2 separate regions of the Homo sapiens genome follow, and region 2 is linked to region 1. The links are chromatin contacts, found by Hi-C in ENCODE. All regions are on one chromosome and are shown on one strand. The core of a region is the stretch at or near the end of the contact, and the rest is flanking DNA. Distances in the headings are between cores, read along the strand shown. Region 1 has its middle 78 kb from the start of SIRPA. Region 2 overlaps STK35 (serine/threonine kinase 35).

Region 1 (4,827 bases), core at 1,618-4,117:
TGTCCATCTCCTCTGCTGCCCTCCCCCTCTTCTCCTCATCTTACTTCCTTCTGGCTCTTACTTAGCTGCGTCATTTTAGGGAACTTGGAAACCAGGCCTGGTGTCTTTAACTTACAAAATTATACACTCCAATGAGCCGGAAAGGGGCTTTTGGAATAATTCTATTGAAAATATGTGGGTTTTCGCCTTGAAATGATCTTCCTGAAATTATCCCCTTTCTCTCTTTATAAATATTAAAAAGAAGGAATCTGAGCTTACTGCTTTAAATCTCTATTCAGGGACTTTTTTTCTTCTGCCTCCCAGGAAAGCAACCAGTCATTTCTGAGGAAGAAAAGGACAAGGCTGGCGCCGTTTCCTTTAACATAACAATCCCACCTCACTTCTGAAATCCACTTTTTGGAATACCCCTGACCAATCCCTCCTTGTTCCCCCCTACAGCTAAGCCGGGATTTGCTGGAATATTGTGTGTCAGTGTGGGGGTGCGACAGAGGAGCCACTCCAGGAAGGGTGGCAAGGGGAAGGTGAGGAAGGCTAGAGAGACAGGCAGAGAGAGAAGGGGAGAAGCAGGGACACGGATGAAGGGGAGACAGAGACAGCAACAGCGACAGAGAGACAGAAACGAGAGATATGCAGAGAGATACGAAGAGACAGAGAAAGAGACAGAGGGACAGAAAGAGAGAGAAAAACAGAGAGGAAGACAGAAAGAGACAGAGAAGCAGAAAGAGACAGAGACAAGGACAAAGGGAGGGAGATAGAGTGACAGAGGGATGGAGAGAGGCAGGGAGAAAGAGAGAGAGAGAGAGAGAAAGAGGGAGAGAGAGAGACAAGGCACATACACACCCACACACACCCAGAAAGAGAGGCAGGAGGGAAAGCAAGGGAGGATAGAGCAGAGACAGAGGGAGAGGGAGATAATGCTAGGGAGAAAGGGAGAGATGTGTAAGAATAGAGAGGGAGAGATGGGCTGGGGGAAGAGACATGGAGACACTGAAACCCTGGATATTGAGGATTAAAGGAGAGACAGAATATTGTGGGGGGAGAGGTGGGAGGGAGAGACAGAGACAGAGAGAGAGAGAGAGAGAGAGAGGGAGAGAGAGAGACAGAACAAGCATGCTGAGGAGAGAGAAAGTAGCACACAGATGCAGAGAGACAAAAAGGGAAGACATAGGAATAGAGAAATGGGGAGGGCTGGGGAAGAGACAGAGCTAGAGGCAGAAAATGATAAAGAGAGAGAGGCCCACAGAATGGAGACGATGCAGATTGACAGATGGGGTAGAAAAGAGCCAGAGAAATTGCAAGTCAGGAAGGAGGCAGGGGAGAGAGGCTGACATGGAGGGGTGGATGAGGAGACCTGATGGGCTCTGCAGCCTGCGTGCAGGTGCGAGTGTGTGGCTTGTGAGCACAATGGCCTCCAATGGAGGGAAGCCCCTTGTTCCCAGCCCGGCCCCTCTGCTGCCTTCCTCAGTGCCTGAGAGTGGGGTGAAGCATTGCCTGCCTTTGATGCACAGAGGGTGGGGCAGAGCAGACCAGTTAACAGAGTGTGGTTTAGAAGACAGGCAACCCCGAGTTCAAGCATCAGCTCTGCCAATCCCTGCCAACCCCCTTGGGGCCCTTACTCAGTCTTTTGGAGCCTTGGCTTTCTTGTCTGGAAAATGGGGCTAACAATGCCTATCTACATCATAGGATCGCCACGGTGCCTACAGGAGGCCTCACTGCAAAGGGCTTGGCACAGCACCTGAGTCAGCTGCTATTGTCCAACCTGGAGTGTAGGGTGGACTGTAGTCCTTCTGTGATCTCATAATCCACCAGCAGACCCCTCCTGTGTACCCCTCTGTGTACTCCTGCTGTGTACCTGGAGACCCCCAGGTCTCCAGGGGTCAAACCACACCCCACAGGCACCTTGGAAGAAGAAATCCACAGGAGGAAAAAAAGAAGTAGGAATCTTGGTAGCTGGGAGAGTTCTGAGAGGGCATCTCAGGCAGCTGTGATGGGTTCAAGAGGAAATGGAGGCTTGGGTGCACTTCCCTGGTCTCCACCTCCTTCAAAGAGAACCCAGGGAGGAGGAAAGTGTGACCTTGAGCCTGTCCAGGGCTTCTGCCTGCCTGGCTGACCCAGAGCGGGTTGGATTCCATGCTCTGTGAAGGCCTTTGAGGTCCTAACAGTCAGGGGTTCTCGAAGTCCATGATTGTAAGCAGCCCGACTGGGGCTGGGGGGCGATGGGGAAGGGTGTCCCCTGCTCCCCCACCTCCTTCTGCCAAGGCTGCAGAGGGAACAGAGGCCGTTGCCTTCTGAAGGATTTGTCACAAAGCGCGGTGGTCGGTTACCGGTTACCACATAAGCCAAGGCCTTGATCTGCTGTGTTTGAGGAAACCCTTTGTTCCTTTCAAGTCTCTATTCTCTGAGCCAGGGCTAGTGCGGAGACCGAAGCAGTGAGCTTTCTCTTTCTTCCTTTTCTTTTTGGATTTTTAAAAATAACTGGCTTGCGCATTCAGGCGGTGTTCCAGAATTGGGTTCCCAGGCTGTGGTTCAGGGCCAGGGACTCCAGCAGCCCCTTCATCCCAGGAAGGCCTCGGGGGAGGGAGAGCCTAAGGGCTGATGGGGAGGGGAGGGCACACACAGGTGCTTGTGAGAGGCTTGGGCTCAGGAACCAACACTGAGGGGAGACTGAAGATGGGGTTCTAACTCTGGCTATGCACCCCATGCATGCCCAGTGCATCTTCTTCTGGACCTCAGTTTTTTTCAGTGCAGGGTTGGAGGCCAGAGCAGAGATGGCCACTTTTTCCCATGGCTGAGTCTATGCCAGACATTGCTCATCAATTGCCCTTCCCCACGGAGCTTGGATAAGCCCCAAGAAGTCTTTTCAACACCGTGCTCTGGGTATCTACTGCCAATTGCATTTGGCATGCAAAGTGAGACCTGCTTCCTGTCCTGAGAGAAGATCATCTCTGAGGCACCAATATGAAGTGGGGATGCAATAAATATTTTTTGGATGAATGGGCACTGCTTTTTTTAGCCCTTACTTCATGCCAGGCATTGTTCTGAGTACTGTTTAGAACATGCCAGGCATTGTTCTAAACGTTGAACAAAACAAAGTTCCTGACCTCAATCTCACATGTGAGGGAGACAGGCAATAAGCAAATGAACAGAGAAACAGATCAAATGTCAGGTGGTGATCAGAGCCATAAAGAAAAATTAAAACAATAGAGAGTGACAGGCTGTGGGTCGGTAGGGGGGAACGTTGTGGATAAGGTACCCAGAGAAGATCTTCTGGGAAAGAGATATGGAGTAGACAAAGTGACAGTCTCCTCAGAGCCCATCACTCTAGGACTTTGAGTCTAAATTTGTCTGACTTTAAGATTCTAATTTCATTGAGTAAGATTCTAGAATCTCGTGAATCTAGGAACCTATAACCAAAATTATAGATTTTCACTGCTCTCATATTCCATGACAATGATGCTAGAATTCTGTGACTCTGAAATTCTAGGCTTCACTGATGCATCTTTTTGCTTGAACAGACCAGGATTCATTGCCTACCCTCTCCCCACTACCCCTAGGAAATGGAGCTGAAAATAGAAACAGTCAAAACAACAAGCCATTCCAGCTCTAAGTGCCATAGTAAACAAATGGTCCAATGTTGCTCTGATAGTTTAATTGCGGCAGTTCCAGACAAGCCCATTCATGAAGGATCTTTAGTTGATGGAGAGGAGGAGTGAGCACCCAGGGAAGGGATGGCTTGTAGGGCAGGCACTTGGGGGAGGTCTGCGTCACGACCCCAGCTGAGGATGATGCTCTGGGAAGCCTGTTGGGTTTCAGCAGCCAAAGCATTGGTATTTGGATCAGGCCCCTTGGCCTTTAAGGACCACAATGGTGGCTATTTTAACTGGCAAAGTAAAGAAGTGTCTCTTTGAGGATGTGGCATTAGAGCTAGACTGGAAGACTTAAGAAGATACTAGCTTGACAGAAATCCAGGGAAGTGAGTCCCAGGCAAAGGGGAAGAGCAGATTCAAAGGTCCTGAGGTGAGAGAGAGCTTGGCAGGTTCCCCAAGTATTCAGAGCATAGGACAGAGAGGAGATGATATCAGAGGGATAAGCAGGGGCTGTTTCCTATAGGGGTTTGGAGGTCAGGGTTAGGAATATGGAAGCCACTGGAAGGTTTTTAACAGGGGAGTGACATGATATAAATCCATATTCAAAAGATTACTAAGTGCTTTGAGTAGAAGAGACTACTGGGGGCAAGAGTAGAAACTGAAAGACCAGTGAGAGACCCCAGTGTTTCAGTGAGAAATGATGGTTGTTTGGATTTAGATGGTGGCAGTGGGTCCATCTGTTTGTCTACCGCTTTGTTCTTCCCTCCTTTCTTCCATTCTTCTATCTCTTCATCCATCCATTCATCCATCCACCCATCCATCCACCCACCCATCCATCCACCCACCCATCCATCCACCCACCAACCCATCCACCCATTCATCCACCCACCCATCCATCCATGCATGCATCCATCCATCCATCCATCCATCCATCCATCCATCCATCCACCCTCCCATCCACCCACCCACCCATCCATCCATCCATCCATCCACCCACCCACCCATCCATCCATCCATTAACTAAACACTCAGAGCCAGGGGCTGTGCTGGGTGTGTCTATGGGGAGTCAGGTACAATGCTGAGATAACAAGAATGAAATACACATGGTTCCCAGCCTAAGGGGCTTACAAAACAGCAGGGTACACAAAATTGCAATGTAATGTTATGAATGCTCCAGTTAAGGAATGCATGAAGCACCGAGAGAGCTCATGGGAGGTAATTCCCTATGCTCTGTCCTGGA
Region 2 (4,789 bases), core at 1,416-3,915, 320 kb before region 1:
GCTGCCCCTCGACTGTGGGGGAATTTAAGTCCTCTGTTCCCTGGTCTCATCACCTGTACCTGCGTCACAGGCTATTATGAAGATTAAATGAACGTAAAACCAAGAAGAGTGCCTGATCCTATTAGTGTTGGCTATTATTTGGAAACTGCCTTAGTGCCAGGCCTCAGGAATAAGACAAGAAGCCTGCCCTTCAGTGGCTTATTCTACTGGAGGCCTAGAATACAAGGGCCCACAGAGATTAGTCTTGGGCAGCGCCCACTCTGAGCTATCGGATCAGTGCTAAGTATAGCGCTGTCCTGGGCAGGGCGGGCCATCTAGGGCAACAGTGCTCCAGCCTCGTTGCACATGGAATCATCTAGGAGGTTTTTTGAGACAGGGTCTTGCTCTGTCACCCAGGCTGGAGTACAGTGCCTTGATCACAGCTCACTGCAACCTTGAACTCCTGTGCTCTAGTGATCCTCCCACCTCAGCCTCCTGAGTAGCTGTGACTACAGGGCACATGCCACCACGCCAGGCTAATTTTTATATTTTTAGTAGAGACGACGTTTTGTCATGTTGTCCAGGCTGGTCTTGAACTCCTGGGCTCAAGTGATCCACCTACCTTGGCCCATCTAGGAGTTTTTAAAGTGCCCGAATGACCAAAGCAGACAAGTCTTTCACTGTGCGTGCCTTTCTTTGTCAGGCAGAGCCAGCACCGTGGCTGCCATGACTTGCCACCTGTGCGGGCTGACAACACCAGCTCGTTGTCCTCAGCTCCTGGGAAGGGACCTGGCCAGTCCTCCCAAGAGGCAGCAGGATAGGACAATATTGGATAATTTACTGTCTGTTGGCCTCAGTTTCTCCCTCTGAGCACTGGGGACTCTTGGTTGAGGTCTGGGTGGAATGACTCAGGTTCCTGGCCCACAGCAGGGACAAACATACTCAATGACTCTACCCCTTCCTGGCCAACTGTCCCCAACCAGAGACTATAAACGTGTTAAATCTGAACAGGCCATGGTTCTCAGCCACGCAACCACTGAAAGTGTTTCTGGCTGGTGAGGGTGCCCCGCACACTGCTGGAGGAGGGGATAAGGCTTCTGGAAGGTAGTCTGGCACTGTTTTTAGGGCTTCAAAGGTGTTTAGATTGGTAGCTCCCTGAAATTCTACTCCTGAAAGCCAAGCTTAACAGATAAACCTAAATATGAAAAGAACTTTATGGATAAAGAAGTTCACTGAAATATAACAACTCACAAGTCCAAAAATAAGGATTAAGTAAGCAAATGATCCTTCAACGCACTGATATACTACAGAGGAAATGAGATCATTGCATGACATTTTGAAGATTATGACAAAAGCACTTCCCTGGGGTAGGTGGAAAAGGGTAGGTTACAAAGTTGTGTAGCGCACAGCATGACCATAACTATGTAAAAACACAAACCCCTCAGTGTAGGAAAATCTGACAATAAATACACCAACATGTTGTGCTTGTTGTGACTGGATTTTCCTCTTCCCTCACTTCTGATTTTTAATAATGAACACACACCAATGTTATATTTTAGTTTTTAATAGGAAAAATAGGGTACTTTAATGAACAAGAAAAGCTGGCAGCTCCAATAGAAAGGTCCAGATGTGGGGTCTTGTCTGGACTCTTCCATGCCCAGTGGACAAAGGAGAGCTTCCACACTGCCAAACGGGAGGTTAGACTATGTGACTCCCTGCTCTACTGCCCAGGGAGCGGGTGACCAAGAAAGTGGGTGTGGCTGATCTGGAAAGAAAATACAGGATTTCTCGGGCCCAGTCTTTCACTCTGCTGCTTCTGTTCCTTGGTCTGTTAATTCCCCTCAAAAAAATCCACTTGTGGGTCTTGTATCCCAGTTTTTGACTTGGAAAAAGAAAATCATCATAAACATATTCCCTGATGATTCAGCAGCCATCTCAAACTCTAGCTCTATTTAGCATGCCTATTGCTTTCTCTCCGTGCTTTCCGTAGACACAGCAGATCAACCTGAAGATGGGGGAAGAGGGTATTTAGGGTAGGCCCTCACCATCTGAGACATTAAGACCTTGTGAAATACGATGAGAAATTATACAGCCACATGTGATGTGCTAAAATAATCTTTGGGACCAGTTATGACTTTCCAGCATTCCTTTCCTCCCTCCCTGCGGACAATCTCCTGAAAAGGATGCCCATCAGCAGGAAGGTAGCATGTGGCAGCTGAAAAGCAGTGTTGGCAAGGAGGCAGGTTCAGAAACCAGAGGTTCCTTTTTACATAATAAACTAGCAGAACACAGTGTGACTACAGAAGGTCAGACCAACAGCACAGCACTCTGCAAGAACTCCTGAGACACCAGCTTGTAATGACCGCTGTAATCACTGGGTCCCATGCCAGGAAGTGAAGCTGACATTTCCCAAAGGCTCCTCCCTGCTCCCTCTAGCTCTGGCACTGGCTCTGGCCCTCCTGTTGGAAGCCTCAGAACAGCCTACAGGTCTGAGTCTGGTTCTCTCTTGTGGGCACAAAGAAGGAAAATAAGAGGGCTCTCTACTGGGGAGAGGATCTTGGCTTGGGGTTCTTTTCCCATCTGCCATCACAGAAAGAGCATTTTTCCCAGGGAGCTAACAGCACAGTAAGCTCACCGAAGGTAGTGGAGGCGCTTTCTGTAGCTATGAACAGGAATGGCTCAGACCACATGGTTCTGAGTTTAAGCACAGACCCTCCCAGGTACTTGTGGGCACAATAAAGGGTGTAGGTCTCAGCCCCAGTGGGCCCTTGGGGAGGCCTTAGGCTTGTGGTGCTTCATCCTAGCAGATGCCACATCTCAGCTCCCTGACTGCTCAGGCTGTGCCTGACTGCCTGGCTACCAGCTTCTACCGGGGCTCTTCTCATTCCTCTCTGTGGAACCCCTACCTCTGACCAGAGCCCGCTCCTTGAGGGCAAAAATCACACCTGCTAAGCATAATGAAAAGTGGTGATGTGATAAACCTGCAACTGACATCTGTAGTGCCCTTCCATGATTACTGTGAGGAGGGATTTGGCCAGTTTTCACAAGAAAACAGGCCCAGAGAAATGGAGCAACTTGCCCCACACCAGAGTTGCTGAGCAGTAGAACCAGCACTTAATCCAAAGTTTTCCAGCTTTACTACCCAAAGTCTCTGCACTATGATAGTCTTCAATCAGTGCTTCCAAAGCCGGCTCAGCAATGGTTCCAGTAGCTTGCACCTGAGATGACCTTGGGGGTGGAAGGTGTCAGTGATCTGGGAAAATGTGCTATGAATCCTTACCTTTCTCATTTCAGCTCTTGGACCAAGTTCTCTCAGTGCACCCCACCTTCTTATTTCTCTGTAACTGGCGTAACAGCAATCACTTATTGAGCAGTCTGTCTGTGCAAGTTCTAACTGTGTTATAGGCAACAACCTCGTAAAGCAACACTGCTTTCCAATCACTGTTAAAGGATCGAGTGTTTTACATCCATTGCCTCATTTCACCCCAGCAACCCTAAGAGGTAGGGGTTATCGTCCCCCTCGTCTTAGAGATGAGAAAACTGAAGCTCAGAGAGAACAGCCTCATAGACAGTAAGTGGTAGAGAAAAGGGTTTAACTCAGGGCAGTCTCACTCCAAATCCCCTGCTTTTGACATGTAACGATGCAAAATCCCTTCCTAGAGAAGACAAGAAGAGTCTTAAGTGGAGTTTAAAACCCATCTAATCCCTTCATTTATAAATAGACTCACTCAGAAAAAAGGCTCATGGAAGGCTTACGTGCCTGTGCACAGGTCTAGTGCTCGGGGGACAAAAGGGGACATGGTGCCAACCAGGCAGTGAACGGTCTTCCAGCAAGCTTCTCTGCCAGTCAGGCAGGTGTCTGGTCTGTTTAAGAAGACTGAGAAACTGAACTACTTTCATGAAGGCCATTAGCAGCTTGGAGAACAGAAGCCTGGGAGATATGAGGGGAACATGCACAGCAGGATGGGGCTGGAGACAAGGATGGCTCACGTGTTCACCTCCTTCCCCTACTCCTCAGCCTGCAGGCACAGAATACCTTGGTGATTATCCCTTACTCTAAAAGGATGGCCTTCCTACTTTATTAGTGTCAAAATGTCATTACCTTTTGCTTTCTTTTCTAAGACACAGGGTCTCACTCTGTCACCCAAGCTGGAGTACAGTGGCACAACCATAGCTCACTGCAGCATTAAATTCCTGGGCTCAACAACCCTCCTGCCTCAGCCTCCTGAGCAGCTGGGATTATAGGTACATGCCACTACACCTGGCTAGATTTAATTTTTATTTTTGTAGGGACGGGGTCTCATTATGTGGCCCAGGCTGGTCTCAAACTCCTGGCTTCGCTCATGCAATCCTCCTGCCTTGGTCTCCCAAAGTGCTGGGATTATTACAGGCATGAGCTACCATGCCTGGCCTAAAACATCATTTCTTTGATGAAATGATGATGAAAGTAAGTAGGAATGGTTTTAAAAATTGCTTCCCTCCTGGACCTGCCTCCCCAGTTTTTAAAATTGCACCATCTTAGGAAATGTGGAAGTCTGGTAACCACGAGGTTTATCGTCACTCCAGTGCTCCCTCAGGGAAGAACACAGGCTCTATGGCAGACAGTCCTGGTTCAAATGCAAGCTCTGCCATTTACTAGCTACTTCCATGATCTCCTTCTCCTAAACTAGAAAATGGGCATGGAACTCTTTCCTCTTCAGGGGCCTGCTGTGAAGAGTGAAGAATTCTTCAAGTAAATTGCCTGTCATGGCACCTGACCCAGGGTGGGGCATTCAGTAAGATCGATCTTGCTGTCATTCATGTTAATGGT

Evidence for each region. Hi-C counts contacts between places; a loop is a spot of excess contacts on that map. Pooled maps may share reads with other maps.
Region 2: a map of heart right ventricle shows a loop between it and region 1 (2.0-fold over the local background). The contact joins two enhancer-like sites. A Hi-C loop is called at or near these places in 3 of 168 maps with a recorded cell type or tissue (cardiac septum, heart right ventricle and sciatic nerve) and 1 of 50 pooled maps.

What each region holds. Positions count from the first base shown.
Region 1 is chr20:1,814,676-1,819,502 of GRCh38, reverse strand. No RefSeq gene overlaps it. Among named protein-coding and RNA genes, the nearest start is that of SIRPA, 78 kb to the left of the region's middle. RefSeq lists a silencer at 2,886-3,180. Within about 2 kb of position 2,867, at least 10 of the 41 ENCODE cell types and tissues checked have a DNase peak (open chromatin) inside an H3K27ac peak, as active enhancers do; they include heart right ventricle, where a contact is called at or near this core.
Region 2 is chr20:2,138,337-2,143,125 of GRCh38, reverse strand. The region is part of intron 3 of STK35 (serine/threonine kinase 35); the gene reads right to left. It overlaps LOC124900458 (a long non-coding RNA gene), which reads right to left. Exons shown (of 2, transcript XR_007067499.1): 2 at 1,528-4,789. Among named protein-coding and RNA genes, the nearest start is that of STK35, 39 kb to the right of the region's middle. Within about 2 kb of position 2,665, at least 6 of the 41 ENCODE cell types and tissues checked have a DNase peak (open chromatin) inside an H3K27ac peak, as active enhancers do; they include heart right ventricle, where a contact is called at or near this core.